2 separate regions of the Mus musculus genome follow, and region 2 is linked to region 1. Evidence: chromatin contacts called from ENCODE POLR2A ChIA-PET data. All regions are on one chromosome and are shown on one strand. The core of a region is the stretch at or near the end of the contact, and the rest is flanking DNA. Distances in the headings are between cores, read along the strand shown. Region 1 holds the start of Map1lc3a (microtubule-associated protein 1 light chain 3 alpha). Region 2 holds the start of Pigu (phosphatidylinositol glycan anchor biosynthesis, class U).

Region 1 (2,777 bases), core at 77-2,576:
TATTCCGAAAATTGAACCCACATCCTCATGCTTGCGGGCAAGCACCCTACCTGACCAAGCAGACAATAATATCTTTCCAAACAAATCCAGCTCCCTAAGACATTTAAAAAGCAAAACAAAACCCAAAACACAAGGTCTCACTATCTAGACCAGGCTGGCCTTGAACTCAAGAGACCATCCCGTCTCTGCCCACAGAGCTGGGGTTAAGGAGGCACCGCCACCCAGCCTCTTTAAGGCAATCTCAGCTGAATTCTTGTTACCTTAGCAGCTTGTTTTTGTACCAATCACTACCATTTCTGTCCATAAGCAGTTGTTTAGAATTACTCAAGCGTGCATCTGTTAACTTGGTTCCCATCAAATTTCTTCCCTTTGAGCTGTATGTTTCTGAAGTACAAACTAACTTTTTTTTTCAAACAATGGTCCTTTGTAAATTCTTTTGTTTTATCTTTTTTCTTCCTTACTTCAACTCTAGCCCATCCTCCTGCCTCAAACTCCCATAGAGCTAGGACTACAAATGAGAGCCAGCTACATCTGGCATTGATTCTGGCTTTCAATCGATTTTTAAAGTTCTTCAAGGGGCCGCCTCTCCGTGTCCGTCCAGTCCCTCTATCCCCTCCACCTCCCGCAAAACCTGAGATACTGAACTTAAGCCTTCCATCTGCTAGGCAAGTATCCTACCCTGACCCTCGGTAACATTCCCAGACCATACTTCTTTCTATCCTACCAAGGGGCTCTACCTGTAAAATCTGACTTCGCGTGTTGTCAGTTCCGAATGTTCTCCATCTCATGGTTAACCACTTCTGATATAGCCCCCCCATTCAGCGATTCTCTCCTGCTTTATCTAAACCACCTATTAACCAACCTCACTCTGGAAATCTATGCTTTCTATGGTTGTTCCAGAATTCTTTGAAAGCCTGGGTGGGGGGTCTGGAGCAATGGTTCGACAATTAAGAGCCCTTGCTATTATTTCAGAGGACCTAAGCTTGATTCCCAGCAGTGCGATTAACTCCAGCCTAAGGAAATCCGATGCTATGTTCTGCATCCGCGGGCATACACTTACAGACACATTAAAAATTTTAAAACTCTGGGTGTTCCATCCTCTCCCCGCTCCACCTTCCTTCTCGAATGCTAAACTCGATGAAGGTGCGGTGAACTACTCCGCAGCGTCGAGAGACTGGATGGAGGCGACAAATGCCTGGCTTCTGAGTCTGTGGCGCCAAAGAGAGGAGCTTGCCATCGTGACGTCACAGAACTGTGACGCGCCCTGGAGCTCCGCCTCCTTACGACCTGCGCCGGGAATCCGGGCTGTCTGCGCCGTGGCGTCACAGGTCCAGGCAGGCGGGTTTTCCGTCGGCCCAATGGGAGCGGCGCGCCGGCCTCCCCTTTAAGGAATGTTGTGACCTGACGTCACCCAGGCGAGTTACCTCCCGCAGCCGCCACCGCCAGGCTCAGCGCGAGCCCCGCAGCCCTTGAGCTCGAGCCCCGGAGCCCCCGGCGCGCCGAACCGCAGACGCATCTCTGAGCCGCGCACCCCGGAGCCCCGGCTGCGCGCCCCGCCGGGCCCGCGCGATGCCCTCCGACCGGCCTTTCAAGCAGCGGCGCAGCTTCGGTGAGGCCCTGGGGGGCGAACTGCCATCGGGGATCGAGGGATGGGGGTGCCAGTCGACCCCGATTGCCGCAGGTGACGTCAGCCCCATGACGTCAGGCACCGGCCGGCCGGACCCCGGGTGGAGAGGCCGCAAGGCCTGGCAGGGTCGCCCGCCTCCCTACCGCGTCCCCCCGGTGGAGGGCTGCGGGGCCGACGGCCCCGGGGGCGGGCGCTGGGGCGGGGCGGGCCGGGAGCCGCCCCTCGGGGATCAGCGAGGCGGAGTCGCGGGAGGCCTCAGCACCGCTGGGCCTCACACAGAGCTCTGTCCGCAGCCGACCGCTGTAAGGAGGTGCAGCAGATCCGCGACCAGCACCCCAGTAAGATCCCGGTGAGTCTCTAGCACCCCCCAGCCACGCCCTGCCCTGCCAGGTCCCGCCCTTGGCTTACGAGTCCCCCGCCCACTCCACTCCAGGTGATCATCGAGCGCTACAAGGGTGAGAAGCAGCTGCCTGTCCTGGATAAGACCAAGTTTCTGGTCCCAGACCATGTTAACATGAGCGAGTTGGTCAAGATCATCCGGTGCGTGGGCAGCCTCCTACAGGCCTTGGGTGGGGCAGGGTCAGGTTCCACAAGAAGGGATGGAGTGGGGCGAGGGGACTGATTTGGGACACCGGGCCCCTGTTCTAGGAGGCTGGAAAAGACCAAGGTCGGGGTTGGGACGAGCTTCAGTAGAGGTGAGAGCCTCTGGCTGAGATGGACCGAAAGTGAAGGTTCAGTAACATTTTGGGAGGGTCACCTAGGCCTCCAGCAGGCAGCCTCCTCACCTGGCATGCCTGCCTGCCTCCACAGGCGCCGCCTGCAACTCAACCCCACGCAGGCCTTCTTCCTGCTGGTCAACCAGCACAGCATGGTGAGCGTCTCCACACCCATCGCTGACATCTATGAACAGGAGAAGGATGAAGACGGATTCCTCTACATGGTCTACGCCTCCCAAGAAACCTTCGGCTTCTGAGTCAAGAGGAGGGGAGGGGGGTGGCTGGGAGTTCTGGTCAGGTTCTCCCCAGGGAGGTCCTGGCTCCTAAACTAAGCTATTTCAGTCCCCAGTGGATTAGGCAGAGATGTGACACCCACTCCCCCCCCCAGGTAGGGGCCACCAGCCAGCCTACCACATCCTGGGTAGGTCCTGGGC
Region 2 (2,777 bases), core at 172-2,671, 81 kb after region 1:
GCATATATGTATGTGTGTATATATGTATGTGTGTATATATGTATGTATGTATGTATGTATATATGTATGTAGGTTCTGTTTTGTTTAAAGACTTAAACTTGATCTAGACAGATGGTTCAGGGGATAAGAGCACTCAATGTGCAAACATGAAGATCTGAATCTAAATTCCCAGCACCCCTGTCAAAAGACCCAAAATAACCATTGCCTGAGATGCCTGTAACTCCAGCATTGGGAGGATTGTAGGAGTGGAGACCGGCAGAAACCCCCGGGGGTGGGGGCATACAGCCCAATTGAAATAGCTTCAAGTTCAAGTAGACCCCATCTTAGGAAATAAAGGGTAGAGTAATACAGAAAGACACCAGACATCCTCCTTTGGCTTCTGAACACACACCACAAGCACACACAACCCCCGCCCATACACACACAAGTAATAATGACAATAAATAAATAAATAAATAAATAAATAAATCAAACTGTAGCCCCAACCTAACCCACATCTTTTTCTGCTCTGAATATTTCACAACCTCGGGTATTTCTTGATCCTTTGCAACCTTAAAGTCCTCTTTTTTCTAATCTTTTCCCAAACCTGGTCCTTCATTCATTCATTCCGGAAAAGGGAAGGCAGTTTACTCAGGGTCAGACACTAAGGAAGTGACTATAGAAACTTGTTCGTCTCCTCTACTGTCCTGTGGCTCCTTCAGCTCAATCTCTGTCTTCTTGGAGGCGATAGTATGCAATAGGGTTTAATACACACACACACACACACACACACACACATACATACATATATTTAAAAAGCAAACTAAGAAAAACTTCACGAGGAATCCTAGATTGGGCATAGGTGACTGAAGTACACAGCTGCCTTTCTTACAAAGGCACTGGTTACCTTGGTCCTGGTCACCGGCTCGGCTATCTGCTACTCGGTGGAACACCCCCAGCAATCTCACTGTCAAAAGCTAACACTTCACAAGTCCCAATGCACACATCACCCTCGGATATCCATCCTTCCGCGGATCCCGCCGCCTGACTCGGGATACTGGGACACGCCCCCTCGGATACCCATCCCTAGGGTAGTGGGGCTCACACTCCACATCTCCTCCACACCCCATCCTCCACACCAAAGCTCCGCCCTCAGCTCGAAAAGAACCCCCAGACGCGGGTCAGTCTCCACAGAACCGTGCGCTTGTGTCCACCTCCTCCACCTCCAATTCAATTCACAGGCTGGCAGAGCGCCGACCGCCCTACTCTAGTCAGTGGCCTCACCTCTCTTCCAAGAGCTCAGTGGGGACACCACCTCCACCCTCTCGGAAATGAACTCGGCCAAACTGGAGCGAAACAAGGCCGCCCTCACGGTCACGGCCACCACAAGCACCAGGGCCAAGGGAGCCGCCATGATAACTGAGGCGGGCGCGCAGGCAATGCGGAAGAGCCTCAAGACTTGCGCGCCACACTGTAGTACCTCCGTGGAACGAGTGCCGTGGCTGTTGCTGGAGCACACAGACTTTAGGACTACCATTCCCAGAAAGCCCTGCGGCGAGTCGACGGAAAGTGGGATGTGTCAAACTTTTTGCAAAGGTTTGGACTACGCCTCTGATCAAGCAAGAGAAGTGAAGAAATATTGTACCTATTTTACTGAGATCGTGAGCAAAATTTAAAGAAATAATTTCACTCGTGTGAATATTTTAATGTTAAAATGTTTACCTTTATATTTTTAAAAAGTGCGACACTCGTATTTACTGAGCGCCAACCATCCTCAAGGCACTATATTGTGTGGCGAGGAAACACTTTGGAGTGGTTAATTATTAGCTTTGCGACCTTCAGCAAGTTATTTAACCGAGGGAGTCAGAGCAGGAACTCAAGGCAGGAGCTTGAGGCTAAAACCGCGGAAGAACCCTGCTTTTATAGACTTTCTCTTCTGCTCATGCTCAAACAGCTTTCATGCACAACACCAGCACACCTGCCCAGGGATGCTTCCTCCTCCGACAATGAACTGGGCCCTCTCACATCAATCAATTTTTCAAAATCAAGACAATTTCTCACAGACCAATCTGATGGAAGGCAATTTTTCAACTGAGGTTTCCTCTTCCAAAATGACCTTAGATTGTGTGAAGTTGAGAATAATAACCAGGACATGTACTGCAGCAAATTCTGTGTAGGATGCAGTTTTGCTTTTCTCAGTTCAGGTTGGTAGCTTGAAATCCCTCCAGGTGGGAGTGTGTACAGCTCAGAGATAAGCAAACATAACAAGTCAGGGGTTTGGAGAGCCCGTTGATAAGCGCCAACAGAGCCCGTTGATAAGCGCCAACAGTCGTTATGTATGAAAAGTGCTACATGGGTGCTTTAAAATTAGCTATAATAATTAATTATGCAAGAAATTTTTATATCCATGAAGAAAATGGAACAGTGCATCGATTGTATGACCATGGTTAACAAAAAGTATTGAATACTTCAAAATAGGGAGTAGAGGTTTTTGATTTTTCCTAGCACAGTAATGTTTGAAGTCATATGTCAGTTACCCTATGATTACTTGTATACTGTATTGGGTTATCATACTGTACCCCAGTTAAAAAGGAAAAACTATATTTTTAGAAAAATAAAATAAAATAAAATAAAATGCATAATTGAGAATATCCATGGGGAAGGGAGGAATGCTGGTGACAGAACAGGGTGACATTTTAGATGAGAACGGCAGGATGCCTTCTCATGGTTTCCAAGCAGAGGGGACAGCCTCGGAGTCAGGAAACAACAAATATAAATGAGAATCAGGAAAGACAGCC

What was found. ChIA-PET counts read pairs that join two places held with the same protein, here RNA polymerase II (POLR2A).
Region 2: POLR2A ChIA-PET joins it to region 1 with 27 read pairs in Patski. The contact joins the promoter of Pigu here to the promoter of Map1lc3a in region 1. POLR2A ChIA-PET finds 5 or more read pairs at or near these places in 2 of 5 experiments (Patski and embryonic stem cell).

Annotation. Positions count from the first base shown.
Region 1 is chr2:155,275,038-155,277,814 of GRCm38, forward strand. It overlaps Map1lc3a (microtubule-associated protein 1 light chain 3 alpha), which reads left to right and starts at 1,327. Exons shown (of 4, transcript NM_025735.3): 1 at 1,327-1,609; 2 at 1,921-1,976; 3 at 2,061-2,167; 4 at 2,438-2,777. The coding sequence starts at 1,570. The coding sequence ends at 2,600.
Region 2 is chr2:155,356,003-155,358,779 of GRCm38, forward strand. It overlaps Pigu (phosphatidylinositol glycan anchor biosynthesis, class U), which reads right to left and starts at 1,422. Exons shown (of 12, transcript NM_001004721.1): 1 at 1,264-1,422. The coding sequence starts at 1,393. It overlaps Mir695 (microRNA 695), which reads left to right and starts at 815; the gene lies at 815-923.